Regions from separate parts of the Mus musculus genome. Here regions 2, 3 and 4 are each linked to region 1. Evidence: chromatin loops called from intact Hi-C (ENCODE). Cell type or tissue: heart. All regions are shown on one strand. Each heading gives the region's core, and the rest is flanking DNA. Links, peaks and the distances in the headings are about the cores only.

What was found. Hi-C counts contacts between places; a loop is a spot of excess contacts. Peaks named below come from ENCODE experiments on the same cell type or tissue, not always from the same donor. Only the 100,000 strongest peaks of a DNase experiment are listed, where the experiment ranks them.
Region 2: a loop joins it to region 1, with 2.8 times the contacts of the local background. A loop is called at or near these places in 8 of 42 quality-filtered maps.
Region 3: it touches region 1 in a loop (5-fold over the local background); 3 of 42 quality-filtered maps call a loop at or near these places.
Region 4: it touches region 1 in a loop (3-fold over the local background); 4 of 42 quality-filtered maps call a loop at or near these places.

What each region holds. Positions count from the first base shown.
Region 1 is chr13:56,149,866-56,155,599 of GRCm38, forward strand. No RefSeq gene overlaps it. Among named protein-coding and RNA genes, the nearest start is that of Gm31657, 14 kb to the right of the region's middle. In heart, for the core only: a CTCF peak has its summit at 2,197 (motif pointing left); DNase peaks (open chromatin) are centred at 1,726 and 2,146; H3K4me3 peaks cover 442 bases; H3K27ac peaks cover 1,352 bases.
Region 2 is chr13:56,087,861-56,093,594 of GRCm38, forward strand. It overlaps Macroh2a1 (macroH2A.1 histone), which reads right to left. Exons shown (of 9, transcript NM_001159513.1): 6 at 1,898-1,997. Among named protein-coding and RNA genes, the nearest start is that of Gm31485, 30 kb to the right of the region's middle. In heart, for the core only: a CTCF peak has its summit at 2,935 (motif pointing right); a DNase peak (open chromatin) is centred at 4,911; H3K27ac peaks cover 1,235 bases.
Region 3 is chr13:55,970,943-55,976,676 of GRCm38, forward strand. No RefSeq gene overlaps it. Among named protein-coding and RNA genes, the nearest start is that of Gm31542, 64 kb to the left of the region's middle. In heart, for the core only: a CTCF peak has its summit at 3,382; no DNase peak of the experiment used is centred there; H3K27ac peaks cover 267 bases.
Region 4 is chr13:56,069,880-56,075,613 of GRCm38, forward strand. Macroh2a1 (macroH2A.1 histone) reads right to left here. Exons shown (of 9, transcript NM_001159513.1): 9 at 3,743-4,513. The coding sequence ends at 4,348. Among named protein-coding and RNA genes, the nearest start is that of Gm31485, 48 kb to the right of the region's middle. In heart, for the core only: a CTCF peak has its summit at 2,574; no DNase peak of the experiment used is centred there.

The DNA of each region.
Region 1 (5,734 bases), core at 222-5,221:
ACACACTCAAAATAACTTGCTGAAAATGTAATCTGAATGACGATTCTCCTTCCTTTTTAAATTCCCGGGAAGATTTGATATTATATCAGTTGTACTAGATTCATTCTTGATATATAAACTTGACAGAAATTAACGGAGCTGTCTGGAGTTTTCCTTGGTGGAAAGATTTTGAATTACAAGATCCATTTCTTGAGTAAAGTATTATTTAAATGATCTAGTCTTAGTTTATTTAAGTTATCTTATTAAAATTATCTATTCTTAGTCAGTCTCGATACTTACTTTACCAAGAATTAATTCCTTTCAGTTGAATTTTTCAGTCACCCAAATTAAATGACTGAGATTATATGCTTTCCTGTTTTTATCTAGTGCCTCTTTTAATTTTTTTTTTCTTTTTCTTTCTGGAGATAGTGGTTCTGCAGCCCAGGCTGGCCTGAGCTAGAGTTGGTTGTGAGCAGTCATGTGGGTTCTCTGCAAGAACAGCAAGTGTTTTTAACAGCTCCCCAGCCTCCAACTCTAGGTTATTATTTGTAAAGCACATATTTGACGTTTGGCACATCAGAATTTTGGTGCTTTTTTCTGGCTTACTTCTAACACACACTAATAACAGGTGATCATAAGCACAGAAAACTGTTGAAGTTCTTTTGGGCTCAGCATATGGCTCTCCTCTGTTAAAATGTTCATATCCACTTGGCAATAATTTGAATTTTATTATCACTAGGGACATGTTTTATATATCAATTAAGCCAGGTCTATTCGTTATAGTTTTCAGATTTTCAATGTCCTGGCTGATTTCTTGTCAGGTCTGGAGTGAGATGTGTGGAAGTCTTGTATTCCAAGTCTTGATTGGTCCATCTGTCTTAATTCTGTCTGTTGTGACTGCATCTTTTGATGCATTAGATACATTTATGTATGTGTCTGCATGTGCTTACATACACATATAACATGATTTGCATATGAACACATTAAACCTATATTGTGAGCTATGGACAGGCTAGGACTGTGAATTTATTAGGAAATGAATTGTTCTACACCATTACGAAATGGTCACTTTTCTTCTTTAAAATGTATCTTAAAATCTATTTATCTAATATTAGAATTTTTACATCTCCTTTGTTTAGACTTTTAGATTGCATCTCCCCCATCCCCACCCCTAATTTTCTATGCTCCTAAAAAGATTCTGGGACAACATGGAAAGTCAAGAGTTAACTCTGTAGAGTCAACGTTCTCCAAAGGGAATTACTGGTAATTATCCCCAGCCTCCAGGCCTGAAAAAGACTGTTCAGTCTCAGCCCCTCTCTCATGTATGCTCCCACTTCTCTTCCTTGTCTCTTTTCTCCTTGTAGCTTCCTTGAGGTCATATCTCCTGATTCAGGTCTGCTTGTAAGTGTCTGTCTTGGTCTATCTTTAGGAAACCTGACCTAAAATCCTCTCTTTCTGGAGCTGTGGATATGAGACCCCAATTGAAAACCCAAGCTGCGTATTGAATACTCTTTTGGCTGGGGTGCTCATCAAAAGTTCTGCTAAGCCGCTGGGCTATACACTGAACTCGGGAGTTCCCATCTCTCTTTCATCTTGCTCTACAAATCTTCAGTTGCTCTTTGGTGCTGTTAAACAGGCTGAGCTTTTTGTAGGTATTTTTAGCAAGGGCTCGTTATGGGGGTGAGGGGAAGCAAGCTCCCATTCCAGGAAGCAGAACTCGCAGCCTTCGGTTTTACTAGGAAACCACAGAGTGATGTGGAAGAAACTGTTTTCTTGCAGGTCCGTGGCTCTGCACGACATGTGTGCTCTCTTCCCCCACCCTGACCCCGTGTTTTCATTTTCCAACAGCTACGTGTTTAGAAGTTTTGGTAGCAGGTAGCATAGTTATTACATAACCCCTGCAGCTAAATCTTCCAGCTACTGAGTTTTTATACGTGCAGAAAAACATACAGGTAGGGTAGCCCTTGGAACAACGATGGTGCGCGCGCGCGTGCGTGTGTGTGTGTGTGTGGGGGGGGGGTGTGGGGGTGTGTGTGTGTGTGTGTGTGTAAGTGGGAGCCAGGTGTCAAAGAAGCCTTCTTAGCTGTCCCCTCCCCATTTATCCAAGAACTCTCTGGCCACCGCACTGGAATACCTGCCAGAGGGGTCCCACCCTTTCTGCAGTTACTGTCTACTTCAGTTACGTGGTATCGCCCCCTGGTGGTTAAGAACGGTCAAGCCCTTTATTAAGCGGCTCCAGAATGCCGCTGGTCTAAGTGAGCTCTCTGTCTGCAATGGGAAGACAGAATTTTTAAGAGATGCAAAGACATAAGACAGGATATTCAGCTCTTAATATAACAATGAATTTCTCCCTCTGGATTCACAGCTTTGGTCACCTGAGAGCTAGACAGTGACCAGTTCTTTTGTGAATTCTTTGTTTTTGGTTTTTGTTTTGTTTTGTTTTGGTTTTTGGTTGGTTGGTTTTTGTTTTGCTTTAAAAGTCTGGGGCAGAGAGATGACTCAGTGGTTAAGAGCACTTGCTGCCTTTGAAGGAGACCTGAGTTTGGTTCCCATTGCCCACCTGACAGCTCACCACCTTCTAAAACCCCAGTTCCAGGGTATATAAAGCTGTCCTCTGGCCTTGGGGGACACCAGGCACACATATGGTGCATATGCATGAAAGACCTTCATACACATAAGAAATAAAGATAAATCTTTTTTTTAAGTCAATAGGTTGCAGGTTGAGAGGTCACTATGTTTTCTGGGAGACTTAAAATTTTGTGGGGTCTGTCTCTAAATAGACAGTGCAAGTGGGTTAGCGCATAGGATGTGTGTGCCTCATAGTGGAAGAGCTTATGTGTGATGGGGTAGGCTTTGTTGCTGTGCACCTCACACCTTACTCCTTGCTGGTCCATTTGTCTCTTTGTTTCTGGTCAGGTAACACCCCCAAATGGCTCTCCTCCAGATGGTTGCTTTGAGCCCAGGTTCTTTTCAGTCTATGGCTTTGTGCTTCTCTAGCACATAAAAGAGCTTTCCCAGGATGTTAGAGAAGGTAACTGGGGCTGTGCAAGACAGTGGTATGAGCCAGACTTGGAATTCACACTCACCACTGGTGACCTCTTTGAGCATTCTATTGGCGAGGATTCACTGTATGGCTGCACCTGCCCACAAGGGAGGCTGGGAAATGTAGTTTAACTGATCTCTCTGGAAGAAGAGATAAACTATATAGCCAGATCTCTCTCTTAGATCTCTCCCCCCCCCACTTCCAGGGAGGGACAGAGGGAGCTGGAGGGAGAGGGGGGAGGGAGGGAGAGGGGGGAGGGAGGGAGGGAGGGAGGGAGGGAGAGAGAGAGAGAGAGAGAGAGAGAGAGAGAGAGAGAGAGAGAAAGGCAATGAATGTAAGTTTCTGCCAAGGCCTCTCACCGTGTTTACTTAGGCCGAGTTGGTAGCTGTACTGGGCGTGACTGGTTTTCAGCTTCTTCATCGAAAAGGAAGAGGGTTTTCAAACACAACTGTGGTTAATTTCCTGGTCCTAGCAGACAACATGGCTTCTAAGTAAACTTAAATTAAAACCTGAGATAATATAAAAATGTAGAAATGTCGAGCCTGCGCTCTGAGAACTTTCACAGTGTCAGTCTGGTCAACACTGCTTAGCTCAAGAAATAGAGCATTATTCAGGTTCACAAGCTGCCACGGGTGCTGTGGAGGAGTTCTGGTGGTGGTGGTGTTTGTTGTTGTGGTAGTGGTGGTATATGTGTTTGTGTGTGTGACAGCCACAGAACTGTTGATCATTTGTGCTGTGGGTCTCTCTCTCTCTCTCTCTCTCAAATTTTTATCATGTTTTCCCCACCCGGACTCCTCCCAGACCCTTTCCACCTCCCTATACCCTCGGCTTTATGATTTCCCCTTTCAAAAAAACCAAACAAACATAACCAAAACAAACAGAAACAAAAAGACAAAAAGAAACAGACAGCACACATAACACACACACACACACACACACACACACACACACACACACACGAGTCCTGGAGTTCATTTTTTTGTGTTGGCTAACTATGGGTGGGCAGAGGGCCTACCCTGAAGTGTGGCTGACAGACTGAGACTCCATTGGGGGCCAAACCAAAACCAAACCAACCAACCAACCAACCAACCAAAACCCCAGATTTTTCCTTTGCCAACGGGTATCGGTTGTAGAAAGCTTCCTGGTAAGGGTTGGGGCTCCTTGTTCCTTCCCCGCTCTCCATGCTGGAACCCTGTTTGGCTTGAGTGTGTTCAGGTCTTGTGTGCTGCCATGGTCCCCGTGGGTTTATATGTGCATCAGTCCTGCTGCATCTGAAAGACACTGTTTCTCTGGAGTCACCTATCCCCTCTGGCTTTTACAATCTTTCTGTCCCCTCTGCTGCAGAGATCCATGAGCCCTGAGGAAGGCTTTGAGGAAGACATCCCACTTCGGTCTGAGCATTCCAAAGTCCCTTATGCTCAGCACATCGTCCAGCTGTGGTCTGTGTTAATCCCTATCCACTGCAAGAAGAAACCTGTCTGCTGAGGGCAGGGTGAGCATTGTACTCAAAGCTGAAGAGGATGGCGAGTGAGGCCAGGGTTTCTCTGTATAGCCCTGGCTGTCCCGGAACTCACTCTGTAGACCAGGCTGGCCTCGAACTCAGAAATTCGCCTGCCTCTGCCTCCCAAGTGCTGGGATTAAAGGCATGCGCCACCACTGCCCGGCAGTAAATTCCTCTTAATGACCTTTCTTGTGTGATTTTTGGAAGGCAGGCCGGATACAGTAAGTCTTTCTTCTAGAGAGTTTGGCTTCAATGAAGCCAAACCAAGATGGCTACCAGCTTCAAGAGTGACAGAGCTGATTGTGGCTGTAGTCCTGGTGCCAGCTATAGCAGCTGCTTGCTGTCCTCAGTTGAGATCTATAACTCACATGTTCTTGAATATAAGGATTGTGACATCATAACATTCTGCATATTCTTCTCCAGTCCTTACCACAACTTACTAGTCTTTGATTTCCCTATAGGAAAATCTTTTGTAGGACATACTCAAATGGCTTCTGGGTTTTTGTATTTGATACAAATGACAAGGGATGATAATACTACTAGTATTTGGGGAGCACAAAGATTTGTCAAGCTACAGAATAAAAATACCCTTTGCAGAAAAGCACTCAGTCAGTAACTGTCACTAACAGTTACAATAAGGCTATTTGTGTGCCTTGCTACCCACTCGTGTTAACAGGACTTTCCCCCACGTTCATTTGTTTCTGCAGGCAGTTAGGAGGTATCTACCACGAGAAGAAAATTAGCCCTTGGCTAGCGCTGTTTTCTCCTTATGCTCTTGCCAACAGTTCATGTTGCTTTAAGAGATTAGGCTTTTTTATGGCTTGCTCATTGCCCTGCTGTCTGCAGGGAAGTTATGTCCTGCCTGGCTTGGCATGTCCTGCTTGACGGAGACCAGGCCTGCTGTAGGGCTGAAAGCAAGAGGGTTATTTGATCTCTCCACCATGGCTCTTACAGGTCCCATGGAGAAGGTTCTTACCCACAGAGCTCTGCTGGACTACTTGCCCCAATGTAGCCAAAGATCAGCAATTAGGCCAGAGCCAGGAGGGTTTCTCTGGCTGCATTTGGCAGTTGGCAGAGGGCAGCCTCTGTGAGAACTCCAGGATCAGGTCTCGATGCCTCTACATCTTTCTCAGATGAGCAACTGCGCAGCGACTTCTTGGCCAGGCTGATTAAAGTTCCTGAGGGATATCCCCATGCTTCCAGGCATTTTG
Region 2 (5,734 bases), core at 255-5,254, 62 kb before region 1:
ATTTAGAAAGGGTACCCCTTAACGTGTGTCTGTGGACACGCCCCTGACATGGGGAAAGCTGGGTGGGCACAGAGCCTGTAACTGACACCTCGGGGAACCCAGTCTGCAACAAAGCCGCACCTCACCTCACCTCACCAGGCAGAGAAAGAAATGTGTGGCTGCTGAGCCAGTTTCCAAACCAGAAGTGCCCGAGGGGGCCGCTGCGGGAAGCACAGGGCTGACGGCCAGCTGTACCTCTCCAGTTCACAACCCAGGGATGAAGGTCCTGGGAAGGTCAGGACGGCTGGAAGCGTGACATGAATGCAGCCTGCGTAGCTGTCAGAGGATCAAGCTGTCTGCGCGGCCGGCTGAGCATGCACACACACACTCGGCAGCACCCAGCTCGCATTACCTACTTCACCACCGGTGTAGAAGTCAGTGTTTGTCGGGTGAACGACAGCATCACTGTCGATCGAGGCAATGTCAGCCTGAACAACTTGCAACTATAACAGGTAAACAGATGTACATCAACTGTGTTGGACCGAGACCCACACACAGGCACATTTACTAAGGCCCCAGTGGCAGGGCTGGCCTACCTGGTCGATTCCAACATATGAGCCCAGGGGGCAATCAGTCCACGCAGTGTGCGCACGTGTGGGTGGGGGTGAGGACGGGAGGAGGAATATCAAATGTGACATGTTTAAATTAAACATTGGAAGGACAAGTCCAAAAAAAAAAAAAAGAAAGAAAGAAAGAAAAGAAAACAGAAAAAGAGAAACACACATATGAGATCATTTCCGAAGATTAAAAGAAATAAAACAACGAATGCCCCCGCTTCACCCTGCAGAAGCCTGAACAACACTGGCACCCCACGCATGGGGAGGCTACAAAAACATGGCATCTGCTTTGAAAAGAACGTGGACTGTCAGGCCAACCGCAACAATGAGTTTCTCCATTCGTCTGCAGCAGCCAACGTGGAGGCTTTGGTTTCTATTGCTTTTTGTTTCCCTTCAAATGACAGCCGAGGAACCAGCATAGGGCGTATCAGTTCTGCGAGTGGGTGGAAGGGTTTCTCCAGGCTTTTCTCTTTTCTACACTTTGGACAGAGCTGCTGCCATTTATAGCCTCTGCCCTTTTGCTTTACGGACGGCCACTGGTTAAAGCAGGCGGGAAACAAATCCCAACCGGGTACTTCTGAGCTCCGGTCTGTTTCTGGCACGCTGCTGTGGCCTGTCTGTGTGGGTGGGAGTGGGCTCCTGGAGGGGAGCCCCGTCGTAGTTAGGACAAGAGCGGCTGCAGTCCAGGGCAGAAGGCATGCAGAATATACCGTGGTCTGGGTTTAAGACCCTGCCCCCAGAGGCATACGGCAAGCCTGTGTGCTCTGGCAAGGCTGTGTCCCACCACATGGTTAGGGAAGGCTGATGGACAGGAGCTGGTCCATGATCAATGATGTCCAGCTCCGTGCTCTGAAACCTAGCTCGCCTCCCTCCATACACATGGAGTGCCGTTCTAACCAAAGGGTGAATGGAGAAACTGTTGTTTTGTTGTTACCTGACTTTTTCAGCTTAAAAAGAAATAAAGGAAAAGGAAAAGAAAAAAAAAAAACCACACATACACATTTTAAAATCCCCCCCCCCAAGAAACCAGCAGTCAGTCTGATCATTATGGAAGAGAATTTAGATGGTGACGTGTCTGCAATGCAGGGGAAGGGGTCAATCACATTGATGAGATGTAAGCGACCGTCTCCATTTGGAGTGGTCTAGAGTGAGTCAATGCTCAGGGTCTACAATCAAATGTCAACCGAGGACTGGAGGTCTGCCTTGACCACGCCTGAGTCTAGGCAGACAGAGAGCCTAAATTCTGGGTTCCACAAATTCTCATCTGACAGCTGGTGGTGCCAAACCCCATCCCCAATTACCTAGGTCATCTTTAAGGTCAATGTCAGCATTGGTAGGATTGATTATGGCCTCCACCTCAAAGCCGGCTAAATTACTGATTTCACTGTGAATAAGGTTCAGCTGAAAAGAGAAGCATGAGGTGGGAAATAACAGGAGAGCCGGCAAGGTGCAGAGGGCAGGGCGTGGGCGGGGTGTGGGCAAGGGCGAGGCGGCGGGCACTCGCAGTGCACAGGGCACAGAGGAGAGAAGGAAGAGAGAAACCGGGAGCCGCCGGCTAGTGTGGGTCTACTTCAAACAGAAGACTCCCGTGCCATGGGGCGCTGAGGGGAAGCGAGCTAGGTGGGCGCTCGGAACCCGCAGATGCTGCTTAGGGTGAAAGGGCACAAGCCACCCTGGCCTGGAATAGAAAGATGGTGGTTCTCCTTTAGAGGAACTTCATAGTGACAGGACCCAGAAGCAAGATGCTCAGGGGTGCGGGTGAGGGGGGCCCTAGGGCAATAGAGGAGAAATGCTAGCTGGCTATGTGGACACCTGCAAGGTGCCATTGTTCTGCGAGTGTGTAGCTCTTGGAGACTATTCTCACTGGTGACCCTCCCTGTTACCATCTTGGTCAGGAGTAACAAAGAGTGAGAACTACCTGTTCCTGGAACACTTGACTTTATACGCCTGCTACTCGCATGATGCTGGAGTTCTGGTGATACCCGGGAAGACACCCAAGCAGGAAGACTCCCTCAGTAGCCTGTAGTGATGTAGCCTATAGCCTGTAGATGGCTGGCTTGCAAATACCTTGAGTTGTGTCTGCCCAATCAACTGGGTCTTTCTGAAGGGTCACTAGCCTTTCTCCACCTGTTGCTCTGTTGCCCTGGCAAGCCTTGGTTACTAATGAGGAGCAGCAGGTGCTGGCTTCTGCTGCCCTGGCCCTGCCGCACTCCCTCCTTTTCTTTTGGTTCAGGTGTGGCTAGACTTGCACCTTCACAATCTCTGTCTGGTCAAGGTGCTCCTTCTTCAGTGACATCAATAGTGCCCTAAGCAGCCCACAGACCTAGGCCTGAGCCTGCAGGGGGCAGCACGGCTGAGTCCTTGTTCTGGCCTGGGGTAGAGTGGTGGAATACAGGACAGCTCCTGGCAACTAAGCCCCAAGGGGCTGAACTTCTGGAGCCATTTTGGGATAAAGAAAAAAACTGGTAAATTATATGCAAGGGAAATGCACCCCCAAACTTCTGGTCCTAAAAAGCTGCTAGATCTTCAGAGTCTAAAGGTACTTTAGACTAAGAGTCCTTCCTTGGGAGAAAGCAATGGTAGAAATGAATGTGGTCATTTGGCCAATGAAAGATTCAAAGACAGAATAAAGGCCAGAATTCTGCGCATGGGCTTCCTCCTCTTAGCGCCCGGTGGTGATTAGGGGTCTCTCACAAGCCTAACAGGCTTCTGCATCTAGCTGCCTCCCCATCAGGGGCTCCTGACCCAAGAGGCAGGGGCACTGGAGAGCACAGGCCCTGGCTGTGCCTTCCTGCTGGGAGGAGGTGAGGGCAGGGTGGGCTCCCAAGGACCAGAAAAACAAACAAGAAACTCACACTCTGTGAAAAGGCAAGAGGTTGGTGAGGGAGGGAGGGAGGGAGGCAGAGGAGGAAGTGGAAAAGAGAGCCTCTGGTGGTGCAACATGGGCGAGCACTCATCTAAGTGTCTACAGGATGAGATGCTGAAAAGTCATGCAGGGTCAACCCTTCAAACTCTTTCTCACTGTACGGGCACGTCTGGGAAATGTATTCTCCAGCTGATTCCACCAGCCAGGAGGCATCCTCCGACCCTCGGTGGCCTGCGACACCTCGGTCCAGGGGAGTGGGCTCTAGGGAAACTGGAATGCCCTGCCTTTGCTGGACAGAGGCAGGAAGCAGCTGCAGACAGAGCTCGGCTACTTGGAGAACTCTTAGTCCTTCCTGGCCTTCCCGTCATTCCTTCTGGCCACCAGTGGCGAGCATTCTTAGATGCAAGGACCACAGCATCTCAGGAGGCCTGCTGCTTAGCACTGGTACTAGTTCAGCCAATGGAGGGCTGTCAGTCTCTCTCACCACCATGTAAGCATGAGGCTAATATTGGATTGTCCATCATGCTTGTACACCAATGTTGAGAACATGGCACTGGGTTGGCTATAAGTCTGTGCTGCTCTTATAGAATATACACAAGTATGAAAAGATTGAGAATCCTCTGGTCTACAGAGTGTGTGACAGCGACTAGTGGGGAGAGGACTGGGCCAGTCTTTGTAAAGAAGAATGGATAGCTAACTTGGCTAGGGCACGCTGAACCAATGGCAAAGGTCAGTAGTGAGGTAGAAAAAGACCATGGGCAAGAGAAGAAAACCCCTGACTACAGGGCACACGGGCTACATGGGCACAGCCTTCGAAAGGACCAATCTAGTAATCCACAAGTGAACCGCGAGGTTCTGGGCCAAAACAGAAGTCGGTTGGTGTCGGTCACCTCTTAGCCAAAGAGCATTCAACCACACACAGTGTATGGCAGAGGAAAGGGACGTGAATCACAAATCAGACGGCCAGAAATTGTGAAAATTCCCAATAGTCTGATTTTCTGGGAAGGAGAAAGATCTTTAGTGGTTTCAATGTTTGAGTAAAGTGATTACATCTTTGTCATCTTGTGGGAAGATTAAAACCTTCAGTTTTATACCACAGCATGGGAACTTTAGTGCAGCTGTGAGTCCTGTTGGCTGCTGCAGGAACACACCACTGGGGCATTGCCAATAAGAGAGCAAGAGTGTGTCCCTTTGGCGACAGCTGGAAGAAAGGGACTTATCCCAGAAAACTGCAAGGTCCTTCCCCTGCCAGCAACCTATCACCCTGATCTCACCCCTGTGGTGGCCTGTCTCTGACACCTGCTATATACTCAGGCCACCTAGGTTGGTCACGTCCTATTTAGCAATGAACATCAAACACCATTAGATGCAACTCTTGAGCTGCAGGGAACATCTTCTCTCTCTTAGAGTGGGACTAAAGGAGACAGATGCCAGGTTCAGTAACTGGGTCTTGGCCAAGCTAGCATTCCAGCAGCGTGACGCGGGTCCAGCCTTACTGGGGTGGGGGAGGGGGAGAGTGTCTGGAACTATGGCAAGAGGAAAGTGGCCTGGTTCTACTACCTTGACCTGACACTGTTGGCTAAAGGAAATAGTACAATCCCCTTTAAAATCGGGCTAGAAATTAAATTTTAAGACATGTGAGTGAGTATTGAAGATTTTCTTAATGGCATATTGGGCCTAACTGTCAAACTCTGGTGCCATTCATGACAACGAAGAGGGATGCCTGTGCTGGTCTCACTTTCCTGTGTTACCTACATCAAGTGGATTATTTTCCTGGCCTCAAAGTCCACTTCCCTGCTAAAGGGAATGGGGAAGGGAGTTGCCTTCAGCAGAGCTCTTCCTAGACACCTCATGAGGTCCATCTTTCCCAGGAGCCACAGCAGGCCACTCCTGTCTTCACATCTGTGCTAGGCTGTGCCTATGCCACATGTTCCTAGTGTAATTTTTCCCAGAGCCTTTGGCCATCATATGGTAAGCTTCTGGGCAAACAGTGCCTTAGAAAGACAAGGCTAACCAGAAGCCGCCCGAGGCCAGGATGGCGCCACATAGTATGACTGCATTCCCTGTGCTAGTTCAGAAGCTGGGCAGCACTTTGCATGGACGGATGGGGTTGCTAGTTCCCTCTCTTTTGCCAACTTCTCACCCTCAGAAGTGGCATGGGTCAAAAGGAATCCCTGCTACCATGATCCTGATCATTTGGGAGGTTTGGAGACTCAATTCTGCCCTCCCTAACCTGCTTTCCCAACTGCTTCAAATATTCTACCGAGGGACA
Region 3 (5,734 bases), core at 259-5,258, 180 kb before region 1:
TGTGGGCGCTGGGAACTGAAGCCACAGCCCCTGCAAGACCAGCAAGTGTTCTTAACCACTGAACCACCCTTCCAGCTTTCCGTACTTTTTAATAGTAACATCAGCATAAGGAAACCCTTTTCTTACTAAACCTTTACAGAACGCGCTGACAGTTTGGTGTGGTATCTTTTGGCTCTTCCCTGTACCCTCAATAAGAACGAGTAATAAAAACCATGTTTTATTGCTTCCTCTACATTTTGCTACTGTTTTTAAGGTTACACTTTTATATTCTCAGAATGTATCATGTTGATGGAATTTTTCGACACCATCCCCATGTAATCAGTCACATGTCTGTCACGTGAGCTGTCCTCACCCTCACCTTGGCAGATAGGGGCGGATAGGGGCAGATGGGGCAGATAGGGGCAGATAGGGGCAGATAGGGGCAGATAGGGGCAGATAGGTGTGAGAGTCGGAGTGCATGTGCCATCTCCCCTGTACCTTCGGGACACATGTGCCATCTCCTCTGCGCATTCAGGACACATGTTGACACTTCTGCTTGGCCCACTTGTTTGTGTCGTCCTTAGGAAATCCTATGTGCCTAGTTTCCCTTTGAAACTATTTTACGTGTATGAGTGTTTTCCCTGCATGTATGTGTGTGTGCCAAGTGTGTGCCTGACACCTGCAGAAGCGCAGAGGGTATCAGATCCCCTGGGGCTGGAGTTTGAGAGGGTTGTAAGCTGGGAATATAACCCAAGTCTCTGGAAGAGCAGCCAGTTCTCTCAACTGCTGAGCCGCCTCTCCACAGCCTGAGTTTCTTACCCGAATAAGAATTTGAACATTCTTTCTATATGTTGTGGTGCATACTAGAGTATATTTCAGATGTGTACATTGCTAATCAGTTTCCTAAGGCACACAGTGGGCTTTTTCTGTGCATTGATTTGCATCTCTTTTATGTAAGGGAATAGTATTCCTAGATCTATTTTTTTTTCTTGGTGTTCTCCACTTATTCTTAACTTATGCCTTCTTTGCCTGTCCTGTGTTTCAGCAGCCTGTTTCCTGTCACTTTATGATTCTCTCTGACTATCTCTCAAAAATGTTCTGTAGTACAATTTAATCGGAGCCCATCTGGTTTGAACATCCTGTAGTTTGTGCTTTATTTCCAGGGAAGTTTTGATCATTTTATTCAATATTTTCCCCAAAATATATCAACCCCAGTCCCATTTCTTCCTTATCAAAATCCCTTTCATTCTTACTTTTAAATATATGATTCTAGTTGTTGATTGGGCTAGGTGAGGGCTGGGTGGGGGGAGGCATTGTTTGGTAATTTCCCCCGAGGAGTGTACCCTTATGAACTATGAGGTGGTATGGAGTGGGTGGAGCCAGCAAGCCCTGCTCCAGAGCTGGAGAGTAACTGCACAGAGCAGGAAGTACCTACTGAGAGCAGGAAGTACTTATGGAGAGCAGGAAGTACCTACTGAGGGCAGGAAGTACTTATGGAGAGCAGGAAGTACCTATTGAGGGCAGGAAGTACCTACTGAGAGCATGAAATGCCCTGAATCTTAGCTGAAAGGCCAAGGAGTAGATTTTGTTGCTTTTGATAAACTTCAAATCTGTGCTTTATAATATTTAACTCCATTTGGGATATTATGTTATATCTTACTTCATCTTGACTTGACTTCTGGGTGCAGAGTTTTCACCAGGCAAAATGTTACCCTTGTGTTTTTTCTCTACTTCTTATTGCAGCAGCTTCCGACAGAGCTAGTCTTGAGATTTCCCTCCACCTCCCACCCCCGACCCCACCCCCACCACTCCTACGTGTTTTGCAGGGTGTTTCAAGACTGCCCCCTTTCGTTAGTGTATTGAAGTGCAATTTGTTCAGTGGCAGTAGAGTGGGGCAGGGACTCAGTGTGCCCCCTACCCTTTATGGCTACATCCCTAAGCTGAGGGGACGTAGCTTTTCTCAATTAATTTTCTTCTCTCTAAAGCAATGATGCTCTCCCATGTGGTGGGAAATAATAAAAAATGCACCATCCCGCGCTATCACTGGCTACTCTTGGGCTACTCTCAGTCCCTGGCAACCCCACTGCCTCCATGGCTAGCCCCAAGCAGAGACCGCCCATCTCCCGAGGTTCTCATGATGCAGATTCCCAGGTCACATTCCCAGCCATCCACACCCTGTGGTCAGTGGTCCCAAATCCCAGTTCCCAGTAAAATCAAAACTCTAGAGGCTTATAATTTATAAGTCAGATTTATATCAGTAAATTCTCACCCTACAAAACGCCCACACTGGGGGCTGGAGAGATGGCTCAGCGGTTAAGTGTACCAACTGCTCTTCTGAAGGTCAAATCCCAGCAACCATATGATGGCTCACAACCATCCGTAATGAGATCTGATGCCCTCTTCTGGTGTGTCTGAAGACAGAACTCAGAGCCAATTGATATTGATGTAAACTGCCCACCTAGATAGGACAAATTGTCCTATGATTATCCATCCCTTATAAGGTATTCATAGCTACCCGTGGCTATTTAAAGCCCCACGGAATTTGGATCGTCTTTTTCTTCTTCCACTTTCCTTCCTCTTCCTCTCCTCCTTCCTGTCTTTCTCTTCCTCCATTTTCCTCCCCTTTTCTCTCCTCTCTCCTGTCCCTCCCTCTCTCTAACTCTTAGCCCTGCCTCCCTTTTCCCTGTCCAATCACAGGCTTCTTGATGTATTAATGTTTAAATTAATTGGGGGAAACTCTGCTATACTCCTGTCGCCAAGCCCAGCCCTGCCGTTGTTCAAATAACAAAACCGAAACAGTAAGCTGAGACTTAGGTTCGTGATTTTATTCAGTATTGGATTTCCTCTCTCTGAATGATTCTGATTGTTTTTGTTGCTCCCACCCTTAGTCCCACAGACAAGCGTTTGTTTTTTTGAGACAAGGTCTTGCTATGTAGCCCAGAGGGTCCTTGAACTCCAGACCCCAGTGCCAGGGTTACAGGCATGTGCCACCAAGCCTGGCTTTCCAGGAACTTCCTTGGGAATCCCTGCTACTGCCCTCTGCGATCCCAGGAATGTAGTTGTGCGGGCACTCGGTACTTAAATCTTACATGTAATTTGAAATTTATAGTCATATATGAATCCTACCAACCCTGAAGGCATGAGTCACGTGCGGTTGTGTGCCTTGTTGGTCTCGGTTTTGTTTTACTAAGATGCGAGGAGAGGTTTGGATTTAAGAGGCCACCATGACCTTCCAGACTTATTGCTGTTTAAACAGTGCAAACACTGGCTTTCAAAAAAAAGTTTGTCATTTCAGCAAATGCTTTGAAAATTGCTTGGAATAATATATTCAGTGCCGATGAGGCCAGGGTGTGGGGATCATACTCTCATGCATTATGCTCAGTGGCCCGCAGGCCCCCTGGTGGGGCATTTGGAGAACTTCTCTTTGATGGTGAGAAGCTGACCTCTCCAGGAGGGGAGGCCTTTCTGCTCCTACAGCCCCCAAAGCCTGGCTGTGTGGATGTGGCCTTTGCAGCGTGGTTTGAAGGCTCCGTTGTTGGCATTCTGTTAAGTATTTGGTAATTTTTTAAGTGTAAAAAAATTTCTCGGGTAGAGCCCCCTTCTGCTCTCCCTATGTGGGTGAGGAACTTTGGTTCTGGGTACCAACAAGGATGTCACAGATGGCAGGAGGTGGCCTTCCTCATGGCCGCTGCACATTTATTACTTCTTGGTGATGCTGTCCCCACTGGTAATGTCCATAGGCTCTTATCACTCCATTTCTTATAAATACTTTTATATTAAAAGAATGTTTTAAAGTCAGAGGTGTAAGTAAAGATTTTTTTAACATAAACATTTTATTTAAAAAAAAATAACAACAACCCACATATGTGAGTACTGTACCTCACCGACATTTCTCCTTCTTAACTCTTCCCATGCCCTCTCTCAAATTATTGACATCTTCATTACTGTTGTATAGGTGTGAGCACACACACACACACACACACACACACACACACACACACCATCACCACCACCACCACCACCATCATCATCTCAAGGTGTTGTAAAATGATCTTGGGGTGGAAATCAGGGGATCAGGGGCTGTGCTCTGAGCTGAAGCTGGGCAGTGGGTACCTGGGACCTTGATATGCTTGCCTCTCTGTGTTTGAAATCTTGCACAATGAGAGTAAGCAGCACGGAATCCCTGTCGGACCACAGTGACTAGCAGATACCTAGGCTCCCCTCTCGGCCTCACTCCTACCCTGGTCACCCTCTCCTCAGGTTTGATCTTAGAGACAGAGGGCACCTCCCCCAGGATAAGTAGAGGCTTGAGTGTAGAAAGCATGGGACGCCATCGGCAGGGCCATCTAGCAAGCATGGCAAGCTGCAGGTTGGCTGCAGGAGCGAATTGGGCCCTGTGGGCACAGTGAGGTGGTAAGCCCATTCCAGACTCTATGGTTGGGATGGGTGACTACTCCAGTCTCGGTCTCCTGCCTATGCCTTGCTGGCACTTGTGGCTAGGAGGCAGGATCACCAACCATGGGACTCTCACTCCTGCAGGCCCCCCTGGAGGGCAGACCAGAGGGCAGGGCTGGGATTAGTGGTAGAGAACAGGTCTTCACATTCCTGGCTTTTTAACCTCTCTGGGCCATACTACCTGCTGGCCTACCTATAGTCTCCACTCGTGGATGCCCTGTGGGTCTACCAATGCTGGCACAAGACAACTTGTTCTCTTGAGGCTGGGGTGTCACCAGTGGTGGACATGCTATAATTTCTTTGACTGTTCAATGTGTCCTTCATGGCTCGGTCATGGAAACCTGATGAGGGTGACAGGGATTGAAGAAGGCCAGACACACTGACACAGACACACTGACACAAATACAGAAAAGCTGCGATCAGGTGTGAGTGTGTGTGTGTGTGTATTCTATCTGTCTAGCCCTAGGTTTTGGCAGTCTGCACTGGTAGGAAGACAGCTGGGTGGGAAAGGCAGCAAGGACTGGCTTAGGCATGTTGTAGGTTAGGGTTCCAGCCTTGCTGCCATCTTGCTGTGTGACCACGGACAAGGAACTTGCCCTTTCTGAGCCTCAATTTCTCTGCAAACACATGACTACTGCTGCCCACGGGGATGCTGGGAATGTGCCGGGGAGGGAGGGTTTACCCTATGGTAGGAAACACTGCCTGTGCACTCTGGCCGTCATTTGGTGAGGAAAGGTGCATCGTAATGAGATGCAGGAGGCAGCACTGGTCCCTCTAAGAGCAGACAGCATGATCTTCCCCTCTTTTATACCACAACCTTCTCCCTGAGTCTATTAAAGCCGGACATTCAGCAAGAAGCAAACCATCTTCCTGGAACGGCCCCTGGGTCCTGCCCCACAGACATGCTCAGGCCCAGCTCTCCAGATGCAACAGGGCTGCCAGATAGGAAGGACATGCCGGGGCTGGACTTTGGAGCAGTCTTCCCCAAGAGGCTGATTCACTACGGGGTTTTGAAAGTCCAGGGAGATTCTTGTGGGGTGAACTTTTCCACTCTTGGGAATGGTTGGAGCCTGGCATCTGACTCTCTTCCTCTGACTTTGGATTGAAAGGCAGCCTTCAGTAGGTGACAGGCTAGAAACTGGCCATATTTGCAGAGCGTCCCCAGTTGCCTTTTCTAGACAGCTCCTGAGCACCCACTGTCAGTCACCATGCTGAGTATAATCCATCTCATGTAGGCTCCTTCCCCACATCCAGAGAAAGTGCAACCCTAGAGCTTTAAGCCAAGTTACCGGGCCCCTGC
Region 4 (5,734 bases), core at 549-5,548, 80 kb before region 1:
AGGGCCCTGGGATTAATGAGCAGTATATTGCCTCACCTGTTGGGAGGGTCATGTGATATGATTTTGATATGAGGGAGCCCCAGAAGCAAACATGACAGGTCAAGTTCTAAACAGAAGAAAAGCCCAAGAAAAGATGGCCTCTCCCCTTGCCATTGAATGTGTCTCTTTCTTCTCATTGAGGGATGGGCGCCAGGCTCTCCCCTGCCTCAGAACCTTCAGGCAAATCGCCCGCCGCCCCCCCTCCAGCCTCCCCCTCATCCCTGCAAGGAGGCCCCAAAGCCAGCTTCTAAGATAAAGTTCGACATTGGTGCCTTGGGGAAAATTAAACATCATGGTTGCTAATGAGACTACAGGCCAGGCTTTGCCCTCAGGACCACAGGGTGATCACCAAGCAGCCCAAATGACAAACAAGAAATGGACAAGCTTGCTGGGGCCTCACCTTTTGAGGAAGGCTGAGCAGACAGCCTAGAAGCCCTGGGAGCCAGCGCTGTCAGCTTTGGGTGAAGTGGGAGATTGTTGCTCATGGAATTCTACACACACACACACAAACACAAACACACACACACACCCGCTTTAGCATATAAGCTAATCTGTCTGTCAGGGCTGGCTGCAATATGCACCTGACCCTGAATGGAAAATAAGTTTGTCAAATGCTGGGGGTGGGGTGCAGAAGGCGGGAAGGGGTGGCCGTCATGAGTGGGGGTAGGGGCGAGGCCTGGGTCATCAGCAGAAGGGCCCAGGGTGCCCCCAGCCTGGAGTCGAGGGGGCTCTCTGTCCATGCTCCATTTGTCACCCACCTTGTCTAAGAAGATCCCGACCTTCCCTACCAAGTCTAGCGCTAGGTTACATGTTCTAAGAAGCCCTCTAGAGCCTCCCACACCAGGAAGCAAACTCACTTCTGCAAGCCATTGCTGGACAGAGGCACTGCCTGGCCTGTCTATGTGACAAGCCAACCATCAGAGGCCTCTGTCACGGGAAACATTTGTAAAATTCATGTCAAGCTTGCCCAGACACACATTTCTAACATGTGGGTGTGTTGTTGCCTGCCTGCATTTGTGTCTGCATCATGTGTGTGTGTGTGGTACCCAGAGAGGCCAGGAGGGTGTTGGATCCCCTGGAACTGGAGTTACGGACAGTTAAGCTACCATATTGGGTACTGGGAATGAAACCTGGGTCTTCTGGAAGAATCTCTCTTAGTCAATGAACACCTCTCCAGTTCCTTCAGTATATACATTTTGATTCTTTCATACACTGAGTTGTTTATGGTCCCCAGGCTGATCACCCAGGCCCTGCCAGTGGACAGACAAGGGCGGTGCAAAATACTGGACTGATACCAAAGGGAAGTACATCCTGGGAAAGCTCTGGTTGTACAGTCATGTGGAGCTGGGTTCGAATCCTAGCTCCCCTTAGAGCCATGTGGTCTTGTAGGAGTGTGCGTCAACTGTTTCCCTACATGTAAAGACCGTTACCATCCTCCTAGGCTTGCCATGAGAAGCAGGGGGAAGGATGTGGGTGTGTGTGTGTGTGAGGGGGATACTTGCAGCTGCTGTTGCTAACTCAGTCCCAGTTGGAGCTGTGGTCTCTGTGACATCCCAAAGGCCATTTGAAGGCTCATGGAAGAAGCTATTAAGAAAACCATGGACTTACTCAGGGTGGAGCCCTGCTGCTCAGAGCACGGGTTGCTCTTCAGAAACAGGTCAGGGGAGGAGAGGAGATGGCTTGGCACTTGCTGCGGAAATGTCAGGACTCGAGTTCAAACTCTTAGCATCCACAAAAAAAAATTAAATGGAAAAAAAAAAAAAGAAAAAGAAAAAAAAAAGGGCAGGTGTGGCTTCATGAGGCTATGCCATTAGCCCTGTGGCAGGGCAGACAGATCATGCTGGCTTGTTGGCAGCCGGCCTAGCTCCAGGGCTAGAGGCTGTCGTTCCATAGATCAGGGCACACATGTGCACGTATACCACGCTCATACCAAACAAACAAACAAACAAACGAGAAAGTGTTTCCTAAGTGTCTGGGGCCACTGTAGAATCCAAGGGTATGCGGCCTTGGATTCTGGATAGAGATGGGGACTCTGTTCTGTGGTATTTGCTGTCACTAACCCAGCAGCTTGTGGCTGCGGGAGGACACTGGCATGTGTCCCCTCACAGCACTTGGTGTGGACGTTTTACTAACTCAAGCGTGGTCTTCCGAGTGGAGACATACGCATGCTTTGAGAGGTTCCCTGCAGGTGCAATCCTAGCAACCACCGTGCACTGGATGGTCAACGTTTAGAACCATTTAGGTGATTTTTGGAAACCGCAAGAATTGCAACAAATTCTTTTGTGCTGTTGCCAAGAAAGAGCAGAAACTGGCTGCCCCTTTTTCCCCAGTCCCTTCCCAATCCTTTGGGCGACATCTAGTGGAGGGTCTTCAAAAACTCTACCAGTTGCTTGACTGGAATTGTTTCAAAGGTGGAGGAACACAAGTCATTTAAACCTGGACTCCTCCTACACACTTAATAGGTGCCTTGGGATGTCTCATTCTCCGAGTTAGAACTGCCACCAAGGCCAGGTGGGCTGTCAGAGTGATCAGTGACAGGGTCTGTCCACAGGTGGCAGCATCTTGTCACTAGACAGCTGGCTCACAGCTAACAATGGGCCCTGCTTTTTTATGTGATGGAAAGGAAGCACGTGCATCGTTGCCTATGAAGTACTCACTACTGTGCCTGGCACACAGCACATGTCCAAACCACCAGCAAACAGTAGTGTCTACTCTGCCCTTGTGTGTGTGTGTGTGTTGGGGGGGGGGGGGGAATGCTACATGTGAGAGCCGTGCTCTAGGGTATTGGGTACACTCCTTAGGAAAGTCTGAGCCCTGTTTTAAGGTGCGCCCTCTTGGAGGAATCAATGCCAAATGAAGCCCCTAGGAGGCAATTTAAACCTAGCGCTGCTCTGGTTAAGAAAGGGTTCTGGAGCCAGAAGCTAGGAAAGTGTCACTCAGGTCTGAGTTGGAGGTGGTTGTGGCTACTGCTAAGACTGAGTCCTGACCTGGCCGGACTTCGTCAGACTTCCTGTGGAAAGGAAATCTGTTTGTTTTTTGAGACACGGTTTGTGTGGCCCTGGCTGGCTTTTATATCACAGGGCTCCACCAGCCCTTGCCTCCAAGTTTCGATTAAAGGCATGTACCACCAGAGCTGGCATAGAAGAGATGCTGTACATAGGTCCATGCTCTGGAGTGCGCTTCGTCCTCCTCCCTGGTTCTACCTACCCTTCTAGACAGACACCTGCCAAGGACATACGAGAAGGCTTCTGTGCTTTCAGGCAAATCTAGATGATTATCACGAGTGCCCTTGACCTCGGCAGTGACAGAGTATCTTTGGGGACCCTCTTGCTAGGGACCTTACTGTAGGGGGGGGGGGGCTAGCAAATGCAGACAAGCAGAGGGTTCATGGCCTGAGTTTTATCTGTAGAACCAGTCACAAGTTAGAGACAGATGGGGCCAGGAGGGATCTGGCCCAGAGCCCAAGACCTTGATCTCTGCATCAGACTCAGTGTGGCTTTGGGTACCTGCTCTGTGAGATGGAACTGACACCCCAACCACACTCGGGAGAACTGAAGCTTCCAACATGAATTTCCTACACACCCCTAGGGCCAGCAGATGTCTGACCAAATTGCCGAGGTACAGGGTCTATCCGGGAGCTTCCTGGGTGTAAGCTGCCTGTACCTGTGTCCTAGGACACAGTAACACAAAACACGGCCAGTCGTAACAGTTTAACATTTTACTAAATCAATTCACACAAATTTCAGATTGCAAATATAATACGGACAACAGATCCAGTTGTCTTTTTAACATTTTTCATTTTCAAATCTATCGTTAAGACAAAAAAAGTAAACAAAAGTTAGGAGGTCTGTTGCAAATTTTAAGATTTCTCTTCTGAGAGGGGGGAAAACCGTTATAGTAAAAAGAATGCCACTGGGTGTACGGTAAAGCAGCGCAACGCACATTACAAACGGGGCTTCCTGCTGCTGCCACTCAGGGGAGGGACCGCTGCTCCGCTGCTCTGTGTTAATCAGGACTTCATTAGAGTGAAACTATAAAATCCTCTAGGTTGACTAAGTCAGACACGGTCTGGAAAGCAGTGCTTAACAAGGACGATGCCGGCTATCAGTGCTAACAGAAAACATTGTAGAAGGCCAAAAAAAAAAAAACCAATCAAACCGGAAACCAAAACCTTATTTTCCCTAGGTGAGCGGGACTGAGGAGGACAGGAGTCCCAGGCGAGGGGATTTTTTTTTCTCTCTTTTTTTTTTCTTTCTTTCCAGTTGGAGGTGGGGGACACCGCATGTGCTGGCTCTAGGGATCACTGGCCTAGTTGGCGTCCAGCTTGGCCATTTCCTGCACATAGATACCTATGCTCTCACTGTCAAAAAGCATGAAGTACACAGTTTTGATGGAGGAGGACATCGTGGAGACAAAGTAGCTGGAGATGGCCTTCAGAATGAGCTGGGCCGCTGTCTGCTTCGGGAACCCGTTCCTGTAGGAGAGAGCATAGTGGTCAGCACTCGGGGCGTCTATGGTGAGAGCCCACCTCAGGCCTCCCCTGCGGGGTCCTCACACTGGGCTCACATGGGCATGAAGAAAGTCCGCGCGGGGTTAAGTTGTATTAGAGAACTGCCGTGTGCTGTTGGCACTTGGGAACTGAACTCTACAATGTGACCTTCCTTATCCCAGGTCTCCTCGCCTCCTTGTCCTGAGGCAGACTGGCTCTGACACGAGGGGAAGGAGCAGCCAGCCAGCAAGGTTCCTGCTATTCTGCAGTATAAAAATGTCTGCTGTGAGGACGAGAAGCCAAGCTCATGCCTGGGCGATGCTCAGAACTCGGTGCTACAGCCGCACTGCTTGGTGGGCTCCCTCAGCAGGTCACTGCTGACTGCTTTGAGTTCTACGAGTCCGTTTGCATTTGCTCATGCATGCTCTCTCTCTCCATTAGGCTTCTAGAGTTTGTTTCTGCTGGATGTTGTCAGCGTAACACAACCTGGTCTCTCTGCCGCTTGCTGTGCTCTTATCTGCTTACTGCATGCCTAACAAACTCAACTCATTCTAAACCAAAAGTACGGCCACTGTAGATCATCCAGACAGAACCAAGATGGGGGACAGGCAGTACCCAGGCCATCTGTGAACATGGGTCCAGAGACCCGTCTCTAAACTGCATCAGCTGGTGTCACAGCAAAGGGCAGGGAAGCCGCTGTGGTGCAGAGCAGAGTTCTGGGGCATGTATGGATAACCTTGACTTCGGGTTATCACTGAAGTCTCCGAGTCAGTATCCTGCCACTGATGTGTGACAATCAATGTCACAAGGGGCCCAGAATGTGAACTCATGACCTGGGAGGGAGCTCAGCACGGATGGGTCCGTGTGTGCCCGAGCCAGCTCCTGGTTCAATGCTGCACGCGCACTTACAGGAAGGAAGCTATGCTCGGAGCACCTTTCAGAGCTATGCCTCTGCTCACTCACTGCAGTCTGAGGTCCTTCGCCTGCCTGCCATTCTGGCTGGTCTTCTATGGGATGACAATGTGGTCACAGCACCCCCGGTTTTCTGCACTGTGCCCGTGACACGGACCCACCCGGGGAGCCACGTTCTCCACAGCTGCCGGTGCTCAAGGCGTCACATGGCCACAGAAGAAAAGCTCACGTGACCCTGCTTTCACCTGGGAGACCCGGGACCAGGGCAGTCCTACGTGCTTCGGGAACACTGAG